Linked DNA regions of Mus musculus: regions 1 and 3 are each linked to region 2. The links are chromatin loops, found by intact Hi-C in ENCODE. Cell type or tissue: left cerebral cortex. All regions are shown on one strand.

Region 1 (5,000 bases), 94 kb before region 2:
ATCCAAAACAAATTTTAAAAATTAGAACTTGCTTTGTGGTGATGGTGCACACCTTTAATCCCAGAACTTGGGAGGCAGAGACAGGCCAATCTCTGAGTTTGAGGCCACCCTGGTCTACCAATTGAGTTCCAAGAGAGCCAGGGATACAGAGAGAAACTATGTCTTGTCCCCCACCCACCTCCCCAAAATTAAAGCTTTCTCCGGCCAGAGGTGGTGTTTTTTATTCTCAACATCTGAAAGGCAGAGGCAGGCAGATTGACATTATCTACTCTAAGAACAAACTTTCCATCCGGTTTAATGACTTCTACCAACAGAAGTATGTGTCACCACACCATAACTAAACCCTGCCACTTTAAACCCGAGGTGTAGGGAGTGGGTGGGAGGGAAGACTCAACGGGTAAGAAGGCCTTTGCTTCACATGCCTCATGACCTGAGTTCAGTCCCTAGAACCCAATATTTTGCTTCGTACAAAGCAGGTCTTTCTTTCTTTCCCTTCTTTCTCCTCCCTTCCTTCCTTCCCTCCTTTCCTTTCCTTATTCCTTCTGAAATGACTAATCAAAGTTCACTGAATGCTTTAACCACACGTCGAGTGACCAGGTTTTCTGAATGCACTACACTAGGTGCAGCTAGACAAAGGCAGACACTTATCTCCAAAATGCAGGCACATCATAGGTCCCTAGATCCCTTCTGTAGCTCTGCCAGTTAACCGTGAGACATTTGTCAGCGGAGCCACTGGGTAGCTACCATGGCTGCATAGTGAGTGGCAGCGTAGAAGAAAAGCTGTCTGCTAGAAAGAAGAGCTCTTGCCTGTGAAGGGGAAAGTAGGTTTCCTAGAATGAAAGATGGGGTGTAAACGGGATGCAGGAGTCCGAGGTTCTCTGTCAGCTGGCCTGGGAGTGGGTGTGATTGCCCTTGTTCCCAGTCTAGAGTTACGCTGCATGATGGGCTTCTGGTTTGTTTTTGTTTTTGTTTTGTCTTAGTCCTCACCTATTTGGAAACTGCTGAGGGTCATGCAGGAGGAAGGGCAAATGGCTTTAGAATTCATGGAATGCTGCCCACGAGTTAGCACAGCTGTGATGGGGACACCTTGTTTGAAGCCTGACTCTGACAACTAACATATCCTGAGGGAAGACTCTATGCTTGCTGCCCTTGCTTCCCTTTTAACCTAAGAATTGTATGGAAACTCTAAAGGGGCTCCCAGCCCCTCACTGGGCAGCATCTCTGGCATTCGCAATAATGGTGCTTGGCTGGGCAGTTGTGGCGCACACCTTTAATCCCAGCACTTGGGAGGCAGAGGCAGGCGGATTTCTGAGTTCGAGGCCAGCCTGGTCTACAGAGTGAGTTCCCAAAATAACAATAACAACAATAATAACCGTGCTTGATCTCTTTCAAGCGCCACTGCTAGAGCAGATTGATGATTCAGTCACCACATGGAGATCGTCAGCAGTGACCACCACCCTTAGAAAACATTTGGAAAACTAAAATTGTTAGTGAAGCTAGGTTAAGATGTTTTTGCTATTGGATCTGATGTAGAAAATCTTAGGGAATGATTTGAAGTTCAGAAAGACACACTTTTTTTTTTTTTTTTTTTTTTTTTTTTTTCCGAGACAGGGTTTCTCTGTGTAGCCCTGGCTGTCCTGGAACTCACTTTGTAGACCAGGCTGGCCTCGAACTCAGAAATCCACCTGCCTCTGCCTCCCGAGTGCTGGGATTAAAGGCATGCGGCACCACGCCTGGCTAGGCACACTCTTAATAGTTAAGCGAGGGGCCTTTTATGGTCAGGGAACAAGAACTGCACTGTCTGATGTTACTCTCACTGAGACTGGACTGGTGATGACTAATTTTTTTAAAAGATTTATTTATTATTTATTTTATATGTAAGTACACTGTAGCTGTCTTCAGACACACCAGGAGAGGGAGTCAGATGTCATTAAGGATGGTTGTGAGCCATCATGTGGTTGCTGGGATTTGAACTCAGAATCTTCGGAAGAGCAGTCAGTGCTCTTAACCACTGAGCCATCTCTCCAGCCCGACTAATTTTTTAAAAAAGATTTATTTATTTTATGTATGTGAGTACACTGTAGCTGTTTTCACACACACCAGAAAAGGGCATCAGATCCCATTACAGATGGTTGGGAGCCACCATGTGGTTGCTGGGATTTGAAGTCAGGACCTCTGGAAGAACAGCCAGTGCTCTTCACCGCTGAGCCATCTCTCCAGCCCCAACTGGTTTCTTATAGCCATTTTGCCCTCAGCTTCCTGATATGATTTAATAAGAAATCATCACTGCTGATGAGTAGATGTGCATTTTAAGGATTTAAGGTAGAGGATATGACTGATTTTTATATAAAAGTTTAGATTTATGATTTTTTTTTTTTTTTGGCAGTTCTGCCACTTTATTTGACATGAGCAGGTTAGTTCTCATCCACATTGACCGTCTGTAGATTTTTGAATGTGGTAACAGGCACGTAAGTTACCAGCGTGTAGTGCTTGTTTGGGGAATCCTCATCCTCATTACGTTTTCTGGACAAGCGTACTCGGATGCGATATGGAACGTTCCTTATTCCCTTGGCCCAGATGGCTTTATTGAGCCTGGTGTCAATGCGCACATCTGGTGTCCCCATTTCCTTCATGGCAAACTCCCGAATTTCTTTGAGTGCCCGAGGAGCACGCTTCTTGAAGCCCACGCCATGGATGCGCTTGTGAATGTTGATGGTGTATTCTCGGGTCACCACCTCGTTGATGGCAGAACAGCCCTTCTTCTTCTCGCCACCCTTCTTTGTGGGAGCCATTCTGCTGGACCCAAGTAGGAAAAGCTATGATTCTTTTAAGATTCTTATAAGATTACTTTTAAAGATAGATAAAATAATTAATCCTTTGTTTTTAACTATATACTGCTGCCTGACAGTAAGAGAAACGGGCCGAGAAAACTATCTTGCTTGCTTACACTTTGATAATCTATAACAAGTTGCTTAGATATGACTGTACATGGGCTCTTGGGAATAATTTGTTTTCTTTACCTGCACTACATAATGTTTTTTCTTGTAAAGGTATTGGGGAACACAGTTTTTTCATAGTCATTCACTAGAGGAAAGCTAAAATGAATTTTGTAATTTTATACTGCTTGAAAAATTGTACTGAGATATATAAGACATGGAAGAAAGAATAAATTTGTGTGTGTATGTATATGTGTAAAGTTTATGTGAAAAAGTGTTGAAACTATGTTCCATCTATCAAATATGTACGTATTATGTATGTATATAAAACTTGTCTGGGTGTGTGTTGGCGCTTGCTTCATCCACGAATTGTGTGTGTATATAGGTATGTATGTAAGTATGTATGTAGGTATGTATGTATGTATGTGTAAGTGTGAGATTCTAGGGGTCTGTTTGTTGGAACTTTGCTTCCATTCATCTACCAGGTATGAATATGTATGTGTATGTGTGCATATATGCATATATGTATATATATGCATATATCTATGTGTGAAATGATTGGAACCTGCTTGCTGGAGCTTTGTCCCATTCATTCTTTGTGTGAATATGTGTCTGTCTGTATGTATGTATGTATGTATGTATGTATGTATTAGTATTATGAAGGTATTTGAATCTGCCTTTAATTTCCTCCACTCTGTCTGTGTGTGTATGTGTGTCTGAATTTTTTCTCTTTCCTTTTTTTTCTCACTGGCTCCAAGGAGTTAAAAGAGTTCACAATTTTTCGCTGGCCACAGGAGTATAAACCCCAGGATATTAAGCTTTGTTCCCCAAGAGAAAAGTCTGCTGAGTAATGTCTCTAATCATTAGCCGCTTTAGGCAGCAACCCAACAGTATCAGGATGGATATATTGTTCTAACCCCTATGGTCTATCATCATCCATTAACCCACTCCACAAATACCAAAGCTGGCCATTGGCAAGAAATAACGGGGACTTGGGCCGGTCACCCTGGAAAGGGTTCCTAGTTTGTTTACATTTCTCCAAACCACCCTGATTATTCCGCGTCAGGGTCTACCCAAGACCCAGACCCAGCCTCTCTCAGAGCACATCGACCCAGCCTCCTCCCTCTGCTGGTTAGTGTGCTTGCTCTCTTGACATGTTTGCCGGTGCCGTTCCAACGTTGGTTTTCCTGTTGTCCGCCCAAACATCGTTTTTCTCCTTTGTGTGCAGTAACCCTAATTGGTAGAAATACACCCACGCGTGTCCCAGTGGGTGAGTGCAGGACCAAGGGCCCTTGCTTCTGGATTCCCCCCCCCCCCGCCTCCCCCGCCCGCCCCCCCTCGGTCTTCACCAGCTGCTCTTGAAGCCTCAATCCGGTATGGGCAAGAGCCTCTTCTGGCTCCTCCGTTCTCTGCTATAAAGGACATGTTGACCTACCTCACAGGGATGTTGTGAGGACTAATAAATGTTGGTGCCGTGCTTCAGAAATGTGAAGGTGTTGTGTAATAGCCGAGAAATGGAAGAGGGACAAAGGACGCGGCGGTTCTCTTACCCGTAGGTTATTTTGTTTTTTAAAAAGTGGTCGCGCCGGGCGTGATGGCGCACGCCTATAATCCCAGCACTTGGGAGGCAGAGGCAGGCGGATTTCTGACTTCGAGGCCAGCCTGGTCTACAGAGTGAGTTCCAGGACAGCCAGGGCTACACAGAGAAACCCTGTCTCGAAAAACAAAAAAACAAAAAAACAAAACAAACAAAAAAAGGTGGTTGCTTTAGGAGCAGAAAGTAGTGAGTATTCTGAAAATTTTTATTACATTTTTTGCTTATTCTTTATTTACTCTGTATGAGCTCTTTTGCCTGCCCTTCTGTCTGTCTGCTCCAAGTGCAGTGCTGGAGAAGGCCAGAAATCGGGGAGGTGGGGTAGAGGAGAACGGAGAACGTAAGATCCCCAGAACCAGAGCTTCAGTGTAGTGGATGCTGGGAAATCAACCAAGGGTCCTAGGGAAGAGCAGCCGGTGTGCTCAGTCACCGAAACCGCTCTCCAACCCGATTCTATTTTCAGATGAGTG
Region 2 (5,000 bases):
CTGTTTTGAAAAACCAAAATCAACCAACCAAACAAAAATTAACACTCAAACAATTCCTATTTGCTTTTTATGGTAGACTACAAAACACAGGTTTTTTTTTTTTTTTTTTTTTTGGTTTTTCGAGACAGGGTTTCTCTGTATAGCCCTGGCTGTCCTGGAACTCACTTTGTAGACCAGGCTAGCCTCGAACTCAGAAATCCACCTGCCTCTGCCTCCCGAGTGCTGGGATTAAAGGCGTGCGCCCGGCAAAAGACAGTTTTTTATCTAAAACAAGGAAGACTACATGCTTTTAGAACAATCAGTTTAACTGAAACTAAAACTAATCTCGTTTCATCAATTAACTGCTAGTTTCTCCTATTTTATTTCCAGAATCAAGGATCGAGGCCAAGGTCTTACACTCACCTCTCATTTTCAACCCCACTTCTTTTCCCTTAAAGTCCAAAATATGCTGGGCAGTGGCTCATGCCTTTAAGCTTAGTACTGAGGAGGAGGGGCAAGCAAGTCTTTATGAATTCCTGGCCAGTCATAGCTACAAAGCAAGACCCTGTCTCAAAACATCAAACAAAACAAACCCCAAAATACAATTAGTAAATTCTAATTCTGTCTTATCCAAATCTCTCTCTCTCTCTCTCTTTGTAATTAATACACATAAGCATTGTTTTATAGTTAACTAGAGGTTAAATTTTAGAAACCAGAAATCAAATGAAGCTGCTATGTAAACTGAGGGAGTTCATTTATCATTTACAAAAGTATCTGGAAGCTGGGAATGGTGGCACACGCCTTTAATCCCAGCATTTAGGAGGCAGAGGCAGGTGTATTTCTGAGTTCGAGGCCAGCCTGGTCTACAGAGTGAGTTCCAGGACAGCCAGGGCTACACAGAGAAACCCTGTCTTGGAAAAAAACAAAAAAGCATCTGGCTGCTACTCTCAGGTCCCCGGTGAGGAGTCTCTATCCACACCACAGGACTTTTAAAGACACCTTAGAGAAACTTACATCCCATGCTCTTGGGTGTGCCTGTCTTTCTTTCCAAGAGAGTGGCTCTTTCCTAACCCTCATGCTTAAGCCTGAATTAAATAGCTTTATTAAACCCCAACCTTGGCCTGCAAGATGGCTAGGTAAGTGAAGTGCTTGCTAACAACCGGAGTTCAATCCCAGAACCCACATACAAGTAGGAGAGAGCTGGGTCTGCGAAGTTGTTCTCTGCAATGGAACACATATGACAGAAAAGCAGAACAGACGGGACTATCTGGAGGAAGGAAACAGATCAGCAGTAGTATGTGCCCCTCTGTGACACTAACTCTTTAAAACTGCTTCAGGGGCTGCTGAGATGACTTCAGGAGTTAGGGCACACTGCTCTTACAGACCTGAATTCAGCTCCCAGCATCCACACAGATTGCTCTCAAAACCACCTGTGACACCAGCCTCTGGGGTCTGACACTGTCTGACCTCTACAGAACTTGTTTGTACACAGTTGCACCTACCCACCACACAGACAAAGAATCTCTTACCAACAACAATATCCTGCACGGTTACCATCTATCCTGAATCCACTAACACCTGCATCTCTCACATTTTCTAGGATGGATAAGTAGCCGCAAAATAGAAAACAAAAGGAAAACTAGGCTAGGAGGCATGCACCACATCCACACTTGGGAGGCAGGAAAAAAATTGCTTTGTACAAGGAAACTTGTTTCAAACCAAGTTTCTGGACAAGTGTGAGCTGCTGAGTGATAAAATGGTGACAATGAAACTTTGCTTAGTGGCAGTCATACATTAGTAACAGTGCACCTGTACAAGGCTCTACATGCAATGCTATCTTTCACTAAGACAAATGGAGTGCTGCTGGGGGGATGCAGTGGGAGCGAGAAATGAGACCTTTGAACAAGGGGCAGGAAGCGGGGAGGGGGGAGAGTGGTCAAAGGATACAAACTTTCAGTTTTAAGTTCTGGATACTTAATGTACAGTGGAGTGACTAATAATAATGGATACTTGAAACTCTGCTGAGAGCAGACCAAGTGCTCTCCTCAAAAAAGAAAATGAAGGTACCTGAGTAAGGTCCCGAGTGAGGTCTGTGTTCATTAACTTGACAATGGTAATTATTTCACAACCTCTACACGCATCAAAATATCACGCTGTACATCTTTATATAAATTATTATTTTGTAAGTCATACCTTAACATGAGCTAGAGATGGGAGACAATATCGAGAGAATCCTGAAAAGGATGGGGATTGAGGAATATACTAGAAAAAGTAAAGATACTGAAAGCGACCCGTTCTTTAAAAATCTTTTAGGGCAAAACTGAGATTTGCTGATTGCAAAAAAATCATTACAAAAGAGTAAATTTAGACCAAATCCATACCATTCAGCAGAGAAAGGAGAAACGAGGTTCCAGAAAGCCACAGAAAGATTTTGACGGTACCACCGGGAAGGTCTGAAAATGGGTTTCGTGGCCCAGAGAGTCAAGGATGGGGGCGTTCCAACCCGGCCACCCCACCTGCAGCGGGGCCTGGGAAAAGCAAGCTCAGCACAGGGTTGGATCGCCCACCTAGGGCGAGAAAGCGGCCACGGGACCAGCGGAACCGAGAAGCGCCCGACCCCAGGGACGAAGGGCTGCAGAAGGGCGGGGCGCGCGTCGCGGAGGTCGGGAGGGCGACCCAGGGCGGCAGCGCAGCCTGGACCCCTTCTCGGGCCACGGCGGGGGAGGGACCGAGGGTCGAGACCACAGAAGACACAACTTACTCCGCGGTCTTCCTCCGAGAGGAAGTCGGGGCCGTCATCCAGGCCTTCCTGTGGGGTCGGCGGGCCCAGCACACCGAAGGGGAGGCAGGGAAAGGGGGAGACACAAAGAGAGACATTAGCGCCCAGCCCGCGCCGTCCCCGCGCCCGCCGCCCCCACCGCGCGCCCCGAGTTCGGCGCCGCCGTGAACACCCACCATCATGGCTGCTTCGAGTCCAGGGCTCGCGCAGTCGCACAAGCAAGGCCACGAACCTAGTCGGCCGCGCGGGTGGGGCGGAGGGCGGAGCCGAGCGCCAGCCCCGCCCCCCGCCCGCTCTAGGAGGGGGAGCAGTCCCTGAAGGGGAAAGGACGCAGGGTCCTTTGCTCCAGGTAAGAGGGAGGGTTGGCCCAGAGCGATAGTCGCTGCTCACTGCTGGCGAGCTCAGGCTTGGGAAGGCCCCAGGGCCACCCGGAGAACGGTCCACGTCTCTTGCCCCCGAGGGCCCCTAAAAAACTGTACCAGTACTCCCAGGAAGTCACAGTAAATATTCTTGTCTTTGTATTGAGTTACATGATGATTAATCACCATTAATACCATATTGCCTGTGGAAGTTTCAGGAGCCAAAAGCCTTCACACAATAAGCAGACAGGGGCTATAATCAAGCTTTTACTGCTGGGGAAGTAATAACTACCTCAGTTTGGGGTGCTAATGACCGAGCACTATAAAAACAGAGCCGTTCTCATTACAAGAGTATTCCTTGCCTGTATACTAAGAAACAATCGCCAGACCTGATCTAACTGTCCAGCTGAGTAGCAGGAAAGGAGCATCCACAGATGCTTCAAGAAAATAATCCCTTGGGCCAGCATGTTGGTTTAGCAGTGAGGAAAAGTACTTGCTGCTAAGCCTAGAGGCCTGAGTTCAAGCCCCAGGACTGACCCACAAGGTAGAATGGTACTGCAGATTGTCCTTTCACACACACAAAACCAATAAATAAATAAATTTTATAAAAATAATCATTTCTAACTTACCACACTTCACTTCTACAAAGGATCACTCAAGCAAAGCTGTGTCTCCACTTTTATTTATTTATTTATTTATTTATTTATTTAGAGACAGGGTTTCTCTGTATAGGCCTGGCTGTCCTGGAACTCACTCTGTAGACCAGGCTGGCTTCTGACTCAGAAATCTGCCTGCCTCTGCCTCTGCCTCCCAAGTGCTGGGATTAAAGGCGTGTGCCACCACCGCCCGGACTATTGTGTCTCCACTTAATGACATCATCACTCTCAAGGTCCAAGCCTGGTTTCGACTTGTCCTCTTCAGATCCTTCATCTCCTCATGCCTCACATCCAAACAAATACCACCGTGTCTGCAATTGACTCATTTTCTCCACCTCCCTTCCTACACATATACATGTAAATAACGATCTGCTGGTGTGAATCTTCTCTCCACCCCTGGCCTTACTAGCATCTCAGCCTTCCTGGCTCTGACAATGACACCCTAATTTCAGCCAAGAAGCAGTTACAGAGAGATTCCATTGCCCTTTATCATCAACAAAAAGTCTGAAATGACCAAAGTGCACATGCTGGCCAGCCTCCAGGCTCTCAGCATCTCAAATATCTACTACAGGGCCCATGATGGCAGCCCAGCTCCTCTTAGCTCTTCTCACCCTGCCCCTACCCTAAACGTCTCCAGCTCACAGGCTTCCCCTCCCCAGTGCATTCCGACCATGTTCTCTCTCTCTCTCTCTCTCTCTCTCTCTCTCTCTCTCTCTATGTAAGTACACTGTAGCTGTCTTCAGACACTGCAGAAGAGGGCGTCAGATCTCCTTACAGATGGTTGTGAGCCACCATGTGGTTTCTGGGATTTGAACTCAGGACCTTCGGAAGAGCGTTCGGTGCTCTTAACCACTGAGCCATCTCTCCAGCCCCCTATGTGATCTCTTGGTCCCCTCTCTCTTGTCTCTCTTTTCCTTCCCTCTTTCACTCTCCCCACCCCCCTTTCTCCTTTCATGCCCTGGTCCAGTCTGCTGCTCCTGTAAATTCTACTTTCTCTCCTTGCTCTGGATTCTTCCAATTGATTGTACCCTCTCTTGTATCTATAATAAGAACTTCCTCTCAACCATGGTCTTAGAGAGACCATTGAATTTACTTTAAGGGTTTTTTAGGGGGCTGGAGAGATGGTTCAGTGGTTAAGGGTACTAACTGCTCTTTCAGGGGTCCTGAGTTCAATTCCCAGCCACCACATGGTGGCTCACAACCATCTGTAATGGGATCTAATCTCTT
Region 3 (5,000 bases), 68 kb after region 2:
AGATCAAATGGCACTTGGCTATTATTTTATAGTGGCTTTCCTTCAAGGGAAACTACAACACTGCCCCCCAGTTTCTCTCCCAGCGTCGAGCGGTCCTTAATATCGTCCAAGCCATTTACTTGCCACTCATGTTTAATACCTAAAACGGAAAAGAAAAACACACCTCATTAACCTTATAACTAAGAAAGAGTAAAAAAAAAAATTTTTTTTTTTTGTACAGAACAGTCGATGTTGGTACCTGTAAATTTCTTTTTAATGGCATCTTTAGAGCTAGCATAAATCATCTTGCTTTTTAACGGTGCACTTTCAGGAGCCCTACGGGGGAGAAAATGTTGAATTTCAAAAGAAAAACAAAGGCAAAAACTGACTCTGATAATAATAATCCTTGCACTTTTAGAAGTACTTTTTTTCTTTTGTTTTTACACACCAGAATATAAATACTAGGTCTTCTTTCTTAGACTCTTTTGTTTCGTACGTGGCATCGTACAAAGCATATCGGCAATCATTCAGAGGCAACAACTTCACAAAAGATGTGTAGGGGTCCTCTACAGTGTCACCAATGTCACCCACCAAGATCTGCTTGGCTTCCTCTACAATTATTTGTCTTTTGTCATCGCTCAAACAGAAGAGAACTGCTTTCTTTCTTTTTTTGATCTCCTCCTGTGTAGAAGATTTTCTTACTTTCATATCATTAAAAACTTTGATGACTTCATCATTCACTGTAACTCCAGATGCCTGAAAACAAACAAAGGGTGGGAATTTAGAATAAGGATTTCGGTTTTAACCAAAATCATAGACTTCAGTCTGGCCAGAGTATTAAAAAACTGCACCAAACAACGTAAGCAGTCCTATTAGGTCTGTCAATTTTAAATATCAGAAGAAGATACGGGTAAAATGTCTAACTCATACTGCTCATTCATCCTTCTTAAAGGAGTACGGAGAGAACCGCTAACGGGAGGTGGGAAGGGACAAATACAGTTGAGCCATGCCTGAAATGTTTCCTATTTCACTGGGTGATGTCAGAGCTTCAGGAGCAGCAGCAAAAATACCTTCTGTATTGTGTCAACTCTGCAGGCCTTAAAAAAAAACACTCCAGGATTTCAGTTAACGCTTCTACTATTTTTTTTTTCTTTCTTTAAAGCCGTCTTAGCCACGGCTGCTTCCACATAAGGAAAGAGAATCAAGTGTAAACTCCAACCCGCTGCGGCTACAGCGATTACGCCCCACCGCCCATTGGCAGCCGCTTTGAAACTAACAGATCCCGTGAAAAGGCTCCCTACGGCGAGAAAAGCGTTTTAAAATAGGTTTCTACCTGTTCAATCTCCTCGGAACGGCGTTATGGCCGGCCTCCTAGACCCTCACCCAGAGGCTGCTGGCCACGTACCAACCTTACAGCGCGCGAGTTAAAAACCTTAAGCCGCGCAGGGCAGAGCAACACGCGGGGGCCCTGGCCCAAGGAGCGACCCTCTCGCGCCGGGCCTGCGCCGGGCCCTCCCGCCTCGGGACTCGGAGCGGCCGCAGGGCCTCGAGCCCTCGGCCCGCAGCGCCGAAGCGCCCACCGCACAGGCCCAGGCAGGGTTAAGATGGCGGCCGCGCGGGGATCCGCGCCGCGCCCAGCATTCCCCCGCCGGCGCGCCCACCTTACCATAGTGCCCGCGGCTGAAGTGGCTGCGGCGGCGGTGGCTCGGACTCCGGCTCGGTGGCACTGGGACGAGAAGAAGGAGGGGTCGGCGGCGGGCAGCAGAGAGTGCAGGGCACGCCGGGAGCTGCAGCCGGGCGGGCGGGCGGCGGGCTGGAGGGCCGCAGGGCGGGCGGGGCGGGGGCGGTCACGTGGTCAGGCCCCGCCCCCGCCGCTGTCCTCCGCCTGACCCCGGAGCTCCAGAACCGCTAGCAGAACCACGCGCAGCGGCGGCGGGAGCCCCGATGCTGACAGGGATGGTCGTAGCGACCAATCCGGGTTCAACGCTCGAGCGGTTCGCGGGCTCCTGGCGCTGCTCTGGGGGGTTGTGACGTGAGGAAACGGGGTGTGGTGGTCGGGTAGAGAGCTCTTTGCTTCATTCACTTGCGCTTTCCACGGAAAGGGTCCGGATTGTAACCTTTCGGGACCCCTTTGGAAAGCCCCGACTTTGAATGAATCGTTAAGATCTTATTCTTCTTTGTGTGTTTGAATTGAGACAGGATCTCGTTTGGAGTCTTTTGCGGGTCTCTTGATTCATGAAGTAACTGCAGATGACCTTGAACGGATCCCGCCTCCATCCTGCAGGTGTTGGGATTACAGGCAAGCACCACCTCCCTGGGTTTAGACCCCTCTTATTACTAAAAGGAGAACGAACACTATAAATATTACCTTAGTGATTGAAGTACTAAGCAAAGGCAGAATGAGAAGCAGGAATGTTGGCTTATACCTGGAATTCTGCAAGAAGAGGGTGAGGTCACAAAAAGTCTCTGGAGATACCTTGGACAGAATTATAATCCAAGTAAAACCAGAAACTGCTCAAGTTACGTTTCTTTTCCCCTGTAAATGGGATGTATTGAGATTACTAGAAAAATAAATGTTTATATGTGGAGAGAAAAGGGCCTGACACATTTGATTTGGTAATTGTGTTGAAATCGTGTGTGTGTGTGTGTGTGTGTGTGAGAGAGAGAGAGAGAGAGTGTGTGTGTGTGTGTGTGTGTGTGTGTGTGTGTGTGTGTGAATAGGTGTGCTGTGGGAGTCATTTCTCCTCTACCGTGTGGGCCCTGGGAATTAAACTTAAGTCATCGAGCTTGGTGGTACCCTATCCCCATGTCAGGCAGCACACAGGCAGTCGTCACCTGTGAGCTCAGCTCCATGGACCCTGACTCCCTCTCCTAACCTTCACAAACACCTGCACATGTGCACACACATAAAAAATAAATGTAAAAAATCCTTTTGTTTTTACTCAGTGTACATGTAGGTGTATCTGTGTGAAGGTCTGCTATGTGTGTGTGGGTGCCCTTAGTAGCCAGAAGATGTTTGATCACTGGAGCTAGAGTTGCAAGAGTGGCAGACCATTGTGAGCTGCCTGAGCTGCCTGTTGTGGGTGCTCCGGTCCACTCTACTTTCTCAGGCCCACAGATTTATTATTATACATAAGTACACTGTAGCTGACTTCAGACACACCAGAAGAGGGCATCAGATATCCTTATAGGTGGTTGTGAGCCACCTTGTAGTTGCTGGGATTTAAACTCAGGACCTTTGGAAGAGCAGTCAGTGTTCTTAACTACTGAGCCATCTCTCCAGCCCTAGTTTGTTCTTAAGAGTGAGTGCTTCTTGAGCATGGAGAAAGGATTGTGGGAGGGGGTGACTTGGAGGTGGGCAATGAGCAGAATGTAAAGTGAATAAGTAAAAAAATAAATAGTAAAATAAAAAAAAAATTGCCGGGCAGTGGTGGCGCATGCCTTTAATCCCAGCACTGGGGAGGCAGAGGCAGGCGGATTTCTGAGTTCGAGGCCAGCCTGGTCTACAGAGTGAGTTCCACGACAGCCAGGGCTATACAGGAATTCACTCAAAAAAAAAAAACAAACAAACAAACAAAAACAAAAAAATTGGAGCTGAGACAAAAGGATGGACCATCTAGAGACTGCCATATCCAGGGATCCATCCCATAATCAGCCTCCAAACGCTGACACCATTGCATACACTAGCAAGATTGTGCGGATAGGACCCTGATATAGCTGTCTCTAGTGAGACTACGCCAGGGCCTAGCAAACACATAAGTGGATGCTCACAGTCAGCTATTGGATGGATCACAGGACCCCCAATGGAGGAGCTAGAGAAAATACCCAAGGAGCTAAAGGGATCTGCAACCCTATAGGTGGAACAACATTATGAACTAACCAGTACCCGGGAGCTCTTGACTCTAGCTGCATATGTATCAAAAGATGGCCTAGTCAGCCATCACTGGAAAGAGAGGCCCATTGGACTTGCAAACTTTATATGCCCTAGTACAGGGGAACGCCAGGGCCAAAAAGTGGGAGTGGGTGGGTAGGGGGTGGGGGGAGGGTATGGGGGACTTTTGGGATAGCATTGGAAATGTAAATGAGGAAAATACCTAATTAAAAAAAAAAGAGTGCTTGCTTTTAGGAATTGTATAATGAAGTCCCATGTAGGACAGCTGGCATCAACTAAACAAGCCAAGAGTAGAAACCTGCTATTCTGGTAAAGCCTATTGCTGACCCAATGTAACTTGTCCTTTCAATATTTATTTATTTATTTGTCTATTTGTCTATTTATCTATTTATCTATTTATCTATTTATCTATTTATTTATTTATTTATTTATTTATTTATTTATTTGAGACAGGGTCTCACTATATGTGTAGGACTGACTGGCCTGAATTTGCTATGCAGACCAGGTTAGCCTACAGAGATCTGCCTGCCTCTGTGTCCTGAGTTCTGGGATTAAAGGTGTGCTGGCCTATTTTATTAGTAGTTAACATTATGACTTACACATCTCACGTGTCGTTATCATCTCCCTCTGCCTTCTGCCTTTGCTGTGCTGAAGCTGTTTGCCTCGTGTGGTCTATTTGCCAGTTATTGGTATTATTTCCCGAGGTATTGGAGTCCTTTTTAGAGAATCATTGCCTAGACCTATATCTTGAAATACTTTTCCTGTATTTTCCTCTAGCAGTCTCAAAGTTTGGAGTCTCACACGAAGGTTTTAGATCCATCTTAAATTTGTGGGTCCATGTAGAGTGAGACCATTCTCCTTTTTTTTTTTTTTTGTGGAAATCCAGTTTCCTGAGATCATTTGCTTAACAACCTTCCCCCCAAAGTATTTCAAGTTCTTTTAATTGAGATTTGATAGATTTTTATTTTATATGTATGAATTGTTTGTATCATATCTGTGCACCATGGAGGTCAGAGAGGGCTCCAGTTCCCTTAGAACTGATGTCACAGATGGTTGTGGGCTGCCATGTGGGTGCTGGGGATCAAACACAGGTCTTTGGAAGAACGACCAGTGCTCACAATTGCTGAGC

What was found. A loop is a pair of places that touch in the nucleus more often than their neighbours do. Peaks named below come from ENCODE experiments on the same cell type or tissue, not always from the same donor. Only the 100,000 strongest peaks of a DNase experiment are listed, where the experiment ranks them.
Region 1: it touches region 2 in a loop (11-fold over the local background); 2 of 42 quality-filtered maps call a loop at or near these places.
Region 3: it touches region 2 in a loop (4-fold over the local background); 2 of 42 quality-filtered maps call a loop at or near these places.

What each region holds. Positions count from the first base shown.
Region 1 is chr12:54,698,915-54,703,914 of GRCm38, forward strand. It overlaps the pseudogene Rpl31-ps17. Among named protein-coding and RNA genes, the nearest start is that of Gm22513, 4.6 kb to the left of the region's middle. In left cerebral cortex, no CTCF peak of the experiment used is centred here; no DNase peak of the experiment used is centred here.
Region 2 is chr12:54,792,714-54,797,713 of GRCm38, forward strand. It overlaps Snx6 (sorting nexin 6), which reads right to left and starts at 2,949. Exons shown (of 14, transcript NM_026998.3): 1 at 2,935-2,949; 2 at 2,741-2,788. The coding sequence starts at 2,940. In left cerebral cortex, no CTCF peak of the experiment used is centred here; DNase peaks (open chromatin) are centred at 2,542 and 2,982; H3K4me3 peaks cover 2,219 bases; H3K27ac peaks cover 1,231 bases.
Region 3 is chr12:54,861,099-54,866,098 of GRCm38, forward strand. Cfl2 (cofilin 2, muscle) reads right to left here and starts at 1,779. Exons shown (of 4, transcript NM_007688.2): 1 at 1,646-1,779; 2 at 428-735; 3 at 239-315; 4 at 1-139. The coding sequence starts at 1,648. The coding sequence ends at 27. In left cerebral cortex, CTCF peaks have their summits at 2,258 and 3,136 (motif pointing right); DNase peaks (open chromatin) are centred at 1,094, 1,343, 1,849 and 2,968; H3K4me3 peaks cover 2,557 bases; H3K27ac peaks cover 2,264 bases.